Linked DNA regions of Homo sapiens: region 1 is linked to region 2. Evidence: chromatin contacts called from ENCODE Hi-C or POLR2A ChIA-PET data. All regions are on one chromosome and are shown on one strand. The core of a region is the stretch at or near the end of the contact, and the rest is flanking DNA. Distances in the headings are between cores, read along the strand shown. Region 1 holds the start of PELI2 (pellino E3 ubiquitin protein ligase family member 2). Region 2 holds the start of MGAT2 (alpha-1,6-mannosyl-glycoprotein 2-beta-N-acetylglucosaminyltransferase).

What was found. A loop is a pair of places that touch in the nucleus more often than their neighbours do. ChIA-PET counts read pairs that join two places held with the same protein, here RNA polymerase II (POLR2A). Pooled maps may share reads with other maps.
Region 1: a loop to region 2 is called in a pooled map, with 4 times the contacts of the local background. The contact joins the promoter of PELI2 here to the promoter of MGAT2 in region 2. A Hi-C loop is called at or near these places in 3 of 50 pooled maps. POLR2A ChIA-PET finds 5 or more read pairs at or near these places in 2 of 52 experiments (CD4-positive, alpha-beta T cell and naive thymus-derived CD4-positive, alpha-beta T cell).

Annotation. Positions count from the first base shown.
Region 1 is chr14:56,116,034-56,122,056 of GRCh38, reverse strand. It overlaps PELI2 (pellino E3 ubiquitin protein ligase family member 2), which reads right to left and starts at 3,646. Exons shown (of 6, transcript NM_021255.3): 1 at 3,320-3,646. The coding sequence starts at 3,396. RefSeq lists silencers at 3,169-3,238, 3,529-3,788, 3,829-3,888 and an enhancer at 4,019-4,258.
Region 2 is chr14:49,618,796-49,625,009 of GRCh38, reverse strand. MGAT2 (alpha-1,6-mannosyl-glycoprotein 2-beta-N-acetylglucosaminyltransferase) reads right to left here and starts at 4,211. Exons shown (of 1, transcript NM_002408.4): 1 at 1,529-4,211. The coding sequence starts at 3,741. The coding sequence ends at 2,398. RPL36AL (ribosomal protein L36a like) reads left to right here and starts at 4,384. Exons shown (of 2, transcript NM_001001.5): 1 at 4,384-4,448; 2 at 5,870-6,214. The coding sequence starts at 5,906. RefSeq lists silencers at 3,720-3,829, 4,130-4,339 and enhancers at 3,561-4,111, 4,500-4,609.

The sequences.
Region 1 (6,023 bases), core at 2,397-4,896, 6.5 Mb before region 2:
TCACTGTCTTTCTTAAACTTGGAACATAAAGTTTTACACAATTTAAATGCTCCCATGGGTAACCTAACACCAATGAGTCAAACAGATGTATATCATTACAACTTTTTTAAACATTCTGTTTTTACGCACATCTTCATAAAAAACAACCACAGCATTGATCTTTTCTGCTATTAAAACAACTGTCAGGGAACTTAGAATATGTAACTAAATAGTTTCTACATTTGCGCCAATGAACAGAATTACTGAGCACAGACCAGGAAGGGCTCTTGAAGCCTACCTAATCCAATCATATTTTGCAAATTGATAAAGAAACAGAGAGGAGGAGGAGGAATTAAGCCAAAGTCACAGAGCCAGTCAGCAAGAGAGAAGGGCTTATTCAGGTCACCCACCTGTAAATGCATGTTCTTCCCACTATACCAAACTGCCTCTCAAATCCTGAGCCACTTCCCTAACCTTAAAACGTAAGTTTAAAATTATAGCAAAAAGACCTGCTGGTTAGACCAGTCATTTTTCTCTACCTTCAGTTAAGTAGTGGACACAACAAAGAGTTGTGGCTATGATACATTAACTGGCTGGAATCATGAAATAATTAAATTCCACTAATCAGCCCAGAAAGTGATGAGCTCACTAAAATCCTAGCTATGTGGAATCTCTTAATAATACTGTGTAACACACAAAAAGATATAGAAGTATTTAGATATGGATATAGACATCTATCAGCTCTTCATTCTGCTCTCCAGGATTTCCTAGTAATGTTTCACTATGACATTCGAAAGTGAGCAAAAAGGACAGTCACATAACCATTAAAAAAAAAAAAAGCACTGAATTTGACAAGCAAAGCTTCTATCAATACCAAATATTAGGCATTTTTAGATCTCAGGAATCATCTCATTATTCAGAAAATCTACTTGAAATTTTCTGTTTTCCAATATTTATACCCCAGAGGACATAAAGATAATATCATAAAGATGATATTAATTCTATGTGAATGTTATTGTTGTTTTAAGATGAAGTACACTGTCTCAAATCCTAAGGGTGGAATATGAATAAGGTTCTCTCTAAAAATCTTCCTACCTAGTCACTCTTTCACCTGCACTCTTCAATGTGTTCAACATTGGTAAACAGTCAGAAACCTACCCTCGAAAAAAGAAAAATACCACAATTCAAGTATTCAAAAACCAGACTAGCATCCTCTACTCACATTTCACCTCCTCAGAGAGAACTTCCCTCACCTTCCAGCCGAAGAAACCAATACCCACCTAAGCAGTCACTCTCCAAGTTTATCAACTCCTCTTCAGAACTTGGCTGCACCTGAAATTGTCACTTATTACTCCTCTATTTGCATGTTTCTTTCTGTTTATGCCTGTCACTCCACTCTAAAAGGAAAGTTCCCTGTTCTCACTGCATCAGCAATGCCTAAACAGCACAGGCACAGAGTAGGTACACAAACGACGGTTGAGTGTCTCGCCCCCTAAGTGCCAACTATGTCATACTTTGGTCTCCTGGAAAAGCATTAGCAAAGGGCAGACCATATGCAACTGCAACGTTATATCCCGGGCTCCTGTGGAGTGAGACTATGATACTAGGACAATCCAGGGTTTCAATCCTTTCCGTGGCTTCGGAATGCCCTGCACTTCCAGCTATGAACACAAAACCTCTCCAGGCCCACTCGCTGCTTTTCTGAAACATCTCAACAATGATTTCCTCAAAAGGAAATAATGAAATAAAGTTCTGGCATACGTTAATCTTCCGCGTCAAGTTCACAGTGTTAAACACACTGAAGCCAGCCACACAAACAAAACCAAACTCCACAAGATTAGGTTGGGCTGAAGTTACATAAGACAGACTAAACTGCGGCTTTTCTCCTGTCATTCCTCCCGCCTTCCTGTGAACCCTGATATTTGTCTTTGAAGTGCAATTAAGATGTAGGTGAGAAAAACACTTATCTGCAAACAGCTTCAAAATAGGTAATGAGATTTCCAATACCACCCCCACTTAATGCACTAGCAACAAAGTCAGGAAGACTGGGAAGCTTTGAGTTGTGCGGTGTCTGGAAGCTTCCCTCAAAAACTCCTCTCTTTAAATTATTTTTAAGTCAGCACTTACTTCAAGGCACTCACTTATCAAAACACGTTTTGCAAAGTTCCCTGAGTCTTCCCACAGCCATGACTCCTCATATGTGTGCTAAGCCTACCTATCAGCGCCGAGGATGTTCTGAATACAGGTCTTTCAACGCAGAAGGACAAAAGCGCGGGTTCCCAGAGCGACACATCCAAAGGAAAAAATAATCCTTTCTTCAACACTAAACCCAAGTTGTTCCTTCCCCCCAGTTTCCTGCACTTCCCCCTTCCCCCTCCCCTTTCACTGCCCACTATATCCAGTTTTAAGCCCGCAAAGCCTCTCTCCTGGCTTATTAAGGGTAAACAATAGAAATGTCACAAGGAAACTCAGGAAGTAGATGAAGTCTCTAATTGCTGCCGTTTAACGATTGTACATAATTACTATCTTCAAGATGCGGCTTTCACCAGCAGAGAGGGAGCCGAGGCGGGCGAGGCTGGCGAGCTCCCCGCAGCCGGGAGGGCATCAGCGAGGCCGGGACCGGGGGGATACGGCCCGCGCCCCGGTGCCAGGCCCCGAGCAGCCGCATCCTGTCCCTCCCCTCCAGAGCACTCCAAGCGGGGAGAAGCGGAGGGCCGGCCGGCCCGGGTCACACACAGTTCACTGCTCTCGGGCTGCGGCGGCCCGCGGCGGTCATCGGAACAATTTGCAAAGCGCAGCCGGGGATCCCACAGCCCGCGGCGGCCCAAGCTCACGGCGCCGCGCTCGGAGTTCGGGGGCGCGGGTACCACGGTCCGCGAGGGAGGTGGGAAGACGGGGCTCCGCGCCGGCCGGCCTCTCAGCTTCGGGAAGCGACCCCGCGAAGCGCCCGCGACCGCGGCGCCTCACATGGAGTCCCTGCCCGCCCTCCCCGGCCCGGACGCGGCGCGCGGGAAGTGGAGCCCCTGCCCCCGCCCCCACGATACGGCCGCGGACCCGGTGCCCGGCGCTGCCCCCGCTGGGTCGCCCGAGTTCTGGCCACTTCCTCCGCCGCGTCCTCCGCGCGGACAGCGCAGCCCGGCGTCCGCCGCAGCACCCCGAGCGCGCGCCGATGGGGCGCATCCCGCCCCCGCGCCGCCGTCCGGGCCCTGAGAGCCTCTCCTGCCGCCCCGAGCGCCCCGGCGGTCCCCAAAGAGCACCGAGCCACCCCGCCAGCCCCGCTCCAGGATGCGGGCGCTCCCCGCCCGCGCCGCTGCCCGGGACCAGGGACCCCAGGACTCACCCGAGCACCACCAGCTCCCCGTATTTCACTGGCTCCTTATTGGGGGCGCAGTGTTCCTCCTGGCCAGGGGAAAACATGGAGCCCCGCTCGGCCGCCGACGCCGCCGCCGACGCCGCCGCCTCCGCCGCGATCCCCGCCGAGTCCGCGCCGCCGCTACAATCCCATCCCGAGAACGGGGTGAGCGCGCCGGGGAAGGGCACGGCGGCGAAGGGGGCGCGGGGCGGCCAGTCCCGCTGCTGCTCCGTCGTGGCTGCGCGGCTGCTCCGCCTGACTCCCCGGAGCTCCGCGCGCCGCGGCCGCCCCGAGTCAGAGCCGGCAACAAATGGGACCCGGCAGCAGGGGGACCTGCCTGCGCTGAGCGCCGCCGCCGAAGCCCCGCGGGAGGGAGGGAAGGAGGAGGGAGCGGGCGCACGAGAGGCTGGGGCCGCGCGGGGGAGGCGGGGGCCAGCGCGCGGGCAGGTGGGAGCCGCCCCGCCCCACGCAGAGCCAGGCGCCCGCCCCCGGCCCGCGGGGCGCCCCCTCCCCCGGCGCGTGGGGCCGTCCGCGCCCACTCCCCGCCCCCCTCGGCCCGGCGGAGGCTCGGCCCCTGTGTTATGTAAACATAGAGTAAAAGGGAAAGGAAGTTCTTAAAGGAGCAGCTCTGTTTTTTTTCCTCACTTCCTTCCCCAAACTTAGAGCGCGGGGTCCTCAGCCCTCGCCGCCTGGTTCTTCAGCCGCGAAGGCCCGCGGGAGATCCTGGAAACGAGCGGCCGCGGTTCCCAAGCCCACGTTTTCCTGGCTGGAGTTCGATGGGATTAACTTCCTCTCCGAGTAGAATAGCGCTCTCTCGACGTCACTGTGTCCCGGCTTACAACTAGAGGTGTCGCACACACCCACTTGGGTGCCTCCCCTTCCAAAACCAAGCAGAAAGGCGTCTAGAAAATTAGAAGGTTTTGCCAGTTGGTGCTGGCGTAGAGGACGTTTCGAAGGCGCTTGGAGCACCCCACCGTTGCACTGGATGTAGCTACCCCGGCTTGTGGTCAATAGAGCTCCACCTGGCTTTTGGGGGGTGGCGGGGGGATGGGGGAAGAGTTGTTTTTTAATCCATACTTTATCCACTTTTCCTGTGCCTTCTTTCCATCCCCTAATACATACAAGGGGAAATTACCTGGGTGGACTTTTTAGTGAACGTAAATGTTCCTTTATGACCGTGATTTAATCAATGCACTGTTTGCTTTCTATTCTTTTTAAACTAGTTATTGCTATGGCTTTAAAATATCGTAGACTGTATAGTTTTACTGACTGCTGTTTTTCATCATACAGGATTTTATTGTTCTAACATTTATTAAGCACTCATAATGTGCTAGAAACTCTACATATTATTGCGAGTCATTGCCTCTCAACACTGTTAAATATTTAAAGAAATAAATACTGCAGAAGCTACCCTGTGTATAGTGACTGGTTGGCTATGACCCGAAGCAAAGGGCTAGAAAAAATAATAATTGCATCTGTAACCTTCCATTCCGCTGTGCTGCACCCCTTGTGTAACATTCTCTGACAGGTTATTACGGTAGTGACATGATGTTTCTGATAATTTTACTTCAGTTAGGAACTGATTTTTTTAATTGAGGTTTTAGAAATAAATTATTCCAAAGTAACTAAAGCCACACCACTGGTAAGCCAAAAATAAACTTTATTAAACAGTTAACTTATTTCAGCTAACTATAGAAATTCTGTATTTCAAATGAATATTAGTTATTCTGCATATATTACGTATTCTCTATATTTTTTATATGTAATAAAAAATCTGTTACAGTTTTAACCAGCACTCCTTCACTAAAGGGATAAATCATGTCTCCTCCCCAGTGTTGATGTAAATTTCTTTCAAATTTCTGCTGGATTAATGTTGTCTTCATGTACTCTGTGCATCTACTTACCACATAGATTGTATGACTATCAAAGATCTGTCAGAATCATTCTGCAGTTGCGCCGTCACGATTACGATGATGCCTGCCTCTGTCACCCTAGCTTCTCTAGGCCTCCTCTGTTGCTGCTTCTGCTCTCTAGGCTACCATTACCTCCTTCCTTCTCTCTTGGCCTGCTGTGCCTGTGTGCGTTGCATTGCATTATACTGTTCTGGCTGCATTTCCTCCTTGCTGTGCTTCGCATCTGCTCTTAGGAAGATAGAAAGAAATATGTATTAACCTCCTACTAAGTTCCCAGCACTAGGCTGAGAGTTTCCCATAGGATATCCCAATCTTCCAAGGCCCCCCCGTCTAGCTATCTGCCTGTGGCACCCCTGACTTCCAGAGGGACATGTCTCTCTACTCTCCCAACATGTCTTTGAGAATGTTTATAGTACTTAATCAGGTCTGTCTTTATCAGACTGACTTACAGGAAGTGTTGTTGTGAATGAGTTTTTGTGTCAATGGAGGCTTTTTATCCTAGGCAGCTCAAGGCTAGATCAGCTCTGTGAATCACTCTGAGCCCTGAAAGCTTCTGACTGGTAAGAGCAATTCTATTGATCACAGTCAAGAATACATACAGGGACCAGGCATGGAAATCCAAATGAGCAAATGGGCTGAGTGAGGACTGTGGCACATTGGTAGGGTCTGTGCCGTCTACAGGGCTTATCTGTCACTCATCTCTAGCTGATTGTTGCCATGTGACAATGACAGTTCACTCTTGCTAGATGTAATTTTTCTAAAAGCCTCAAATCCTGATT
Region 2 (6,214 bases), core at 2,962-5,461:
ATCTAAACAATTACGATACAAATTCACCAGATAAAATGTAGTACTTTTCATCAGCTCTATATTTTGTCACACAAACTATATATATTTTTGTTACATAAAGTATATATAATAGATTTAGTTATTTAGTAATGATTTTCAAAATTCAATTTTGAAGTATTTCTTAGAAGTTATTGAAATATTAAAACATCTTGTGGTTTTATAGAAATTTAAGAGTAAAACTGGAATTTTTAAAATCTGGCAATTTGCTCTGATAGGAAAATTGCCTTCATTACATTATTACACAGAAAAACAAAAAAAAGCCAGTGTTTCCTAATCACTTTCTTTTTTTTTAAGAGATGGGTCTTGCTATGTTGTCCAGACTGGATTCAAACTCTTAGGCTCAAGTGATCCTCTCATCTCAGCCTCCTGCATAATCAATTTCCTTTATAACACCTAAAATGTGAGGCAAAGAGAAGATCCTAACAGGTTTTTTTCTTACAAAAAATTTTAGGGCAGCCAAAGAAAATGAAAGGAAGGAAATACAGAAAGGGAAATATTTGTTGATTTAATCACTAACCCCAAAGCCAGGAGCTGATCTATTTGTTTCAAAAACAGCTACTACTTCACACTCTGGCCTTCTTAGCTCAGTCCTGGAAATAACCTAATTTTTTAGTTCTTTGAACTAGTGATGTCAGGTCAGAGTACCAGAAATAGGTACAAAGCCTCCTGATTCACCCTTATTTATAACCCCCAGGCAAAATCTTGCACCAGACTGGGCCGTGGGTAAGTCTAAAGGTAGCTCGTAAAGCAAGAGAACTATTTGCCTCACCTTAGATAAGCATATGTGCTCTTAAACTACTATGAATCTTAAATTGATGCAATAATTTTGAGACTGCCATTTAATAGTTACAAGTTTAAGTAACTTTTTTTTTTTTTCTTTAGATGGAGCCTTGCTCTGTTGCTCAGGCTGGCGTGCAGTGGCACGCTCTAGGCTCACTGCAACCTCTGCCTCGAGACTCAAAGGATCCTCCCACCTCAGCCTCTCAAGTAGCTGGGACTACAGATGCACCACTACACCCGGCTAATTTTTTGTATTTTTAGTAGAGATGGGTTTTCGCCATGTTGCCCAGGCTGGTCTCAAACTCTTGAGTTCAAGCAATCTGCCTGCCTCAACCTCCCAGAGTGCTGGGATTACAGACATGAGCCACCACACCCAGCCCGTAATATCTTTACACAGAAATTAGTCTTTTATGAGAAATTCTCGGTTGAATGCAATTACAAATTAAGGGAAACTTCTATAAACGTCTACATTAAATATGGAGCAAAATTTAAGCCTGTTTCCTATAATTTTCTGTATCTGTCCTTTTAAAACGTATGATTTAAGTTAAAGCTGGCACTAGAAAGTATTTCACTTTGGCATGACTGAACTTTGTATCATTTCTGGCTTTCAAAAACAATTTAGGCTGTATTTCCCTTACACAGCAACTTTTTATCATTCATTTTCAATGCCTGGGTAATTTGAAAGCCAAACAGTTTCTTGCACAGGGAATGCATTGTCATAAGCTGGGTTTTATTTCAAACTCAATTATACAATGTAGCAATAGTAAATATTAAAATGTAATGCTAACTCAAAACTTGTAGAATGCCTTCACTGAATTTTGGTATAAAGAGTAAACAAAACTTATTCTGCAAAAGGATTAGGAACCTTTTTATGCAAAAATGAGTATTTTATTTTGTCAGCACTAAAAGAAAAAAAAAAACAAAACCACTGTATTTCTACATTGAGGTGAAAACAATGTTTAAACTTTCTTATCAATCAAATACATTCCAAAAGAAAGTGTGTTCTATGAAGGTTCCAAAACACACTCAAAACACAATAGTACAGGAATCTAATACTGAAAATGACTGTTCTGACAGGGTGTTTAACAAACATAACTTTTAAATTATTAAACCAGTGAAGCAATCCCTTCCTAATAAGTGTGTCAAGAGAGTGAAACTGGGTTTGTTCCATTAATACCCTAACAATTTCATCGTAATACTTTTTACTGCTATGACAGTTTTAAATAAATTTTGCTGTACTTAAAATAGGTTTTGAAAGTGGAAAAGTGTACAAAGTTTCAGATAAAAAGATTAATAAATGCAATTTAAATAAAATTTCCCCTCTTCTCTCATATCAACAATAATCAATTTTAGCAGATAACAGATTGAGCTTTAAAACCCTACTCCCAAAATGAAACCTTCAGTTTTAAATCTTAATCAGACATAACTGGAAAAGATTACTATGTATTTGGACACCTTTTACAAGATTTTGTTTTTGTATTAAAGCAGAAACCAGTTCCTAAACTCTTTTATTCAATTGTATGTCCTGTTTGGACAAATATCAAAAATAGAAGACTGTCGCTTTTGTAACTGTGATTTTCACTGCAGTCTTCTATAACTTTTACAGAGTTCATGGTCCCTAATATCTCCCCACCCTCCATTTTTTCTAGGTGGGGAAATGGCTACCACAGTAAACTTTTCACTGATAGTTAGAGTTTCTGGAAACATGTATTGTTTGTTATTATTTAAGAGTGACTCAATTTGGGCACTCTGAGTGGATGGTCTACAGGTTTTCTTGTGATGCATACCACAGTCTCCAGCATGAAAGATCCTAGGAATTTGAGGAACCAGCACTTTCCAGAATTTTGGAAGACAAGATACAGTCAAGTATTGAAGAGTCCAGTCCCAGTTATAATCATCATAAGTACAGAAAGTGTCTGTGCACTCGATCAGCTTCTGATAGGCATTCCGGGTCAAGGCTAGACCCATATTGTGCTCTGTGGATTTCCAAGTTTTCACATCTACCTTGTCAGCCATGCCATAGAAACTGCGACTGGCACTATAGGTCCCCAGGGAGAGAACATCACATTCAGGGCACTCTTGCTGCTTCAGTTTCCACATCTTTTTGAAGACATGGTAAAAGTCTGGGGCTAAGTAGTGATCCTCTTCTAGGAAAAGTATAAGGCCAGCATAATCTCGAAGAATTTTCACTCTTTCCCACACAAAATGCAGCTTCCACCACCAGTGATGTTTGGTCTGGGAGAATTTGGCCTCTCTATAATGGCCGAAGGAGTCGGGATACTCAGCATTGATGCACCCCAATTTCAAAGCGGCATTCTTCGGCAGGTCTCTGGGACAATCTCTAGGGTCACTACCTGGAAACTCGTTAGGGTACAACTGAATGCTGAAAGGAAAGAACACCTGCAGAACCGGACAGAAATTCACCCCGGCGATCAGCTGATTGATCTCGGTCGACCAGAAGTCATGGCTAAAGATGACGAGGACGTTGTCAATTCCCTGGGCTTTTCGAAGTGAGTCCAGCAGCAGTCTGAGGTATTCGGGCCGGTTATGCACCTGGACCACCAGCACCAGCTCCCGGGGGGCCCAGGTGCCAGCCTTATCTACATTCCTCAGGGTCTGATCAAAGTTCAGCTGGTACACCAGGGACCGGTACCGCAGCGTCAGGTTGTCCGCCTCGGGCTGGGGGACCGCCGGGACCAGGGAAGCCGCCGACACGTTGGAGACCCTGCGGATGCCCACAGCCACAGAGGGGTGGTCCCCACCGCGGCCGCCGGCACCCCGCGCGGGTTCGGCGTCCAGCAACGGTGGGGCGAGGGCCTCGTTCTTCCTTTGTCGCCCATTGCTGCTCCAGAGGACGAAGCCGCAGGCGGCCACCACGAGCGTCAGGATTAGCACCTTCCGTTTGTAGATGCGGAACCTCATGGTCTCCAGGGCCGGGAGCGCAGGCGGGCGGGCGCGGAAAGGAGCAGCTGCTTCTGCACGGAAGGGGCGGGCGGGCGGCGGCCGTCGCCTTGGCCTGTCACGGTCGGAACTGGCCCCCGCGGCTGCCCTCGCTAACTCATCCCGGGCCCCGGGGGTCCTGGGGCCCGAGACCTCTCATTTACCCCGCGCCGCCTGCGCTCCACACATCCTCGCCTGGCAGCTACAGCTCGAGCATCGGCGCCGCCGCTAGGAGCCGCGGCTCGGCTTCGTCTCCGTCCTCTCCATTCAGCACCACGGGTCCCGGAAAAAGCTCAGCCGCGGTCCCAACCGCACCCTAGCTTCGTTACCTGCGCCTCCAGCGGCCCTGCGTCCTCTGCGCTCTCATCCTTACAGGGGCCCTAGACGGCCAGAACTGAGCGACGCGGCCTCGCCTCACTCCGGCGGGGACCGTTATGACAACCCGCAACTGCCCCGCGGCACACCGCGGCCCTCCGGCCCACACCCCTCCGGCCCGCCCCTTAGACCGTTGGTTGGTGCTTTCCAGACGCGACCGAAGGCGCCTGACCGCCGTGGCCGGCTGCCTATTGGTTTGCAGTACTGTCGCTCAGGTGCAGTTCCCACTTCCGCCTGTTTCTTCCCTTTCCTGTTAGGCGAGAGCTGCGAAAGGCGAGAGCTGCGAAGGGCCAGGTGTCGGGCGCTGTTTCTCGGTAAGCTAAGAACGAGGCTGTAGCGGCTCCAATAGGAGCCTCCCTTGCTCAGAATCCTGGGTAGGACTAGGCCTTCTTAGGAAAGGGAAGGCGAGACCTATGGCCCTCGCCGGCCTTAGTTCGAGAGCAGGCTTCTCCCTTCAGGAAAAAGGTCTCAGGCATGGCGGCTATAGAATCGCGGGGCGCGCCGGCTTGATAAGGACACGTCAGCCCTCGAGGCTGCTGACGGGTGACTGTGCTTCGGAGGGGAAAAGTGATACTACGCTGATGTGGTTCTCGTAGAAGGAACGGGGCGGGTCGTAACCGTAGCTACAACGTCGCGCGCTGCCCCAGCCATTCTCTAGAGCTGGAAAATGGAGGAGGTGGGTGGGGGGAAGGGGGTCAAAGAAACTCTGGTCCTTAACTTCCTTTTCGGAAGAAAATTAGATGAACCGCACTTTTCTTTTGGAGCAGTCACAATAAATTAAACTCATTTCGTACGGAAAACGGACTGTATTGGGCCTCCTAAAGCTGCTGCTGTCGGTTTTCGTGAGTCTTGTTCTATATGAGAAAAGAAGAATGGCTCGGAGCATTGTTAATTATTTGAGATGTGCAAAATTTGCCGGGCCCAGAGAGACAGCAGTATGGGACTTCAGACACCTCCCCACTTAATGCCTGGCATTTTATTCCTGACTAGCTGCTTCACCCATTATGTCCGCGTTCCTGGAATTTGTCATGAAAAGAATGATGTATAGCCAATCAATCGCTTGTGTTATTTTAATGTAAATTCTTGGTAGACAATTTAGGAACTGCCATTTTTTCCTCTAAAAACCCACTTGCAACTGCTGCTACTCAGGGCATTTTGAATCTGTGCTCTGGGTTGCAATCCTCAAACTTGCCCCAAATAAACATTCTACTTATATGAATTGTGCCTCAGTTCTTTTTTTTTTTTGAGACGTAATTCCGCTGTTGTTGCCCAGGCTGGAGTGCAATGGTGCGATCTCGGCTCACGGCAACCTCCGCCCCTCCCCACCCCGCCCAAGCGATTCTCCTTACAGGTATGCACCACCACCACGCCAGGCTAATTTTGTATTTTTAGTAGAGACGGGGTTTCTCCATGTTGGTCAGGCTGGTCTCGAACTCCGGACCTCAGGTGATCCGCCCTTCTCGGCCTCCCAAAGTGCTGGGATTACAAGCATGAGCCACCGTGCTCGGCCTTGCCTCAGTTCTTTAGGTCGACAAATTAGTCCTCCAGTAATTTAAACGAAGTGTTTCAAAAAGGTATGTACTTGTATGTGCGTTTATTCATATGGAAAAAGAGTACGTGGTGGATTTATATATTACTCATTTATGTGTACGGTTTTCCTGTATATACTTGTATAGCACTTTCACTTTTCGGAATGTTTAACGTCTGCTATCTTATTTTAAATATTTTACTACAGTTTTCATCATATAGACAAAACAGCCCTGCTGCAAAGATGGTCAACGTACCTAAAACCCGAAGAACCTTCTGTAAGAAGTGTGGCAAGCATCAGCCTCACAAAGTGACACAGTATAAGAAGGGCAAGGATTCTTTGTATGCCCAGGGAAGGAGGCGCTATGATCGGAAGCAGAGTGGCTATGGTGGGCAGACAAAGCCAATTTTCCGGAAGAAGGCTAAGACCACAAAGAAGATTGTGCTAAGGCTGGAATGTGTTGAGCCTAACTGCAGATCCAAGAGGATGCTGGCCATTAAGAGATGCAAGCATTTTGAACTGGGAGGAGATAAGAAGAGAAAGGGCCAAGTG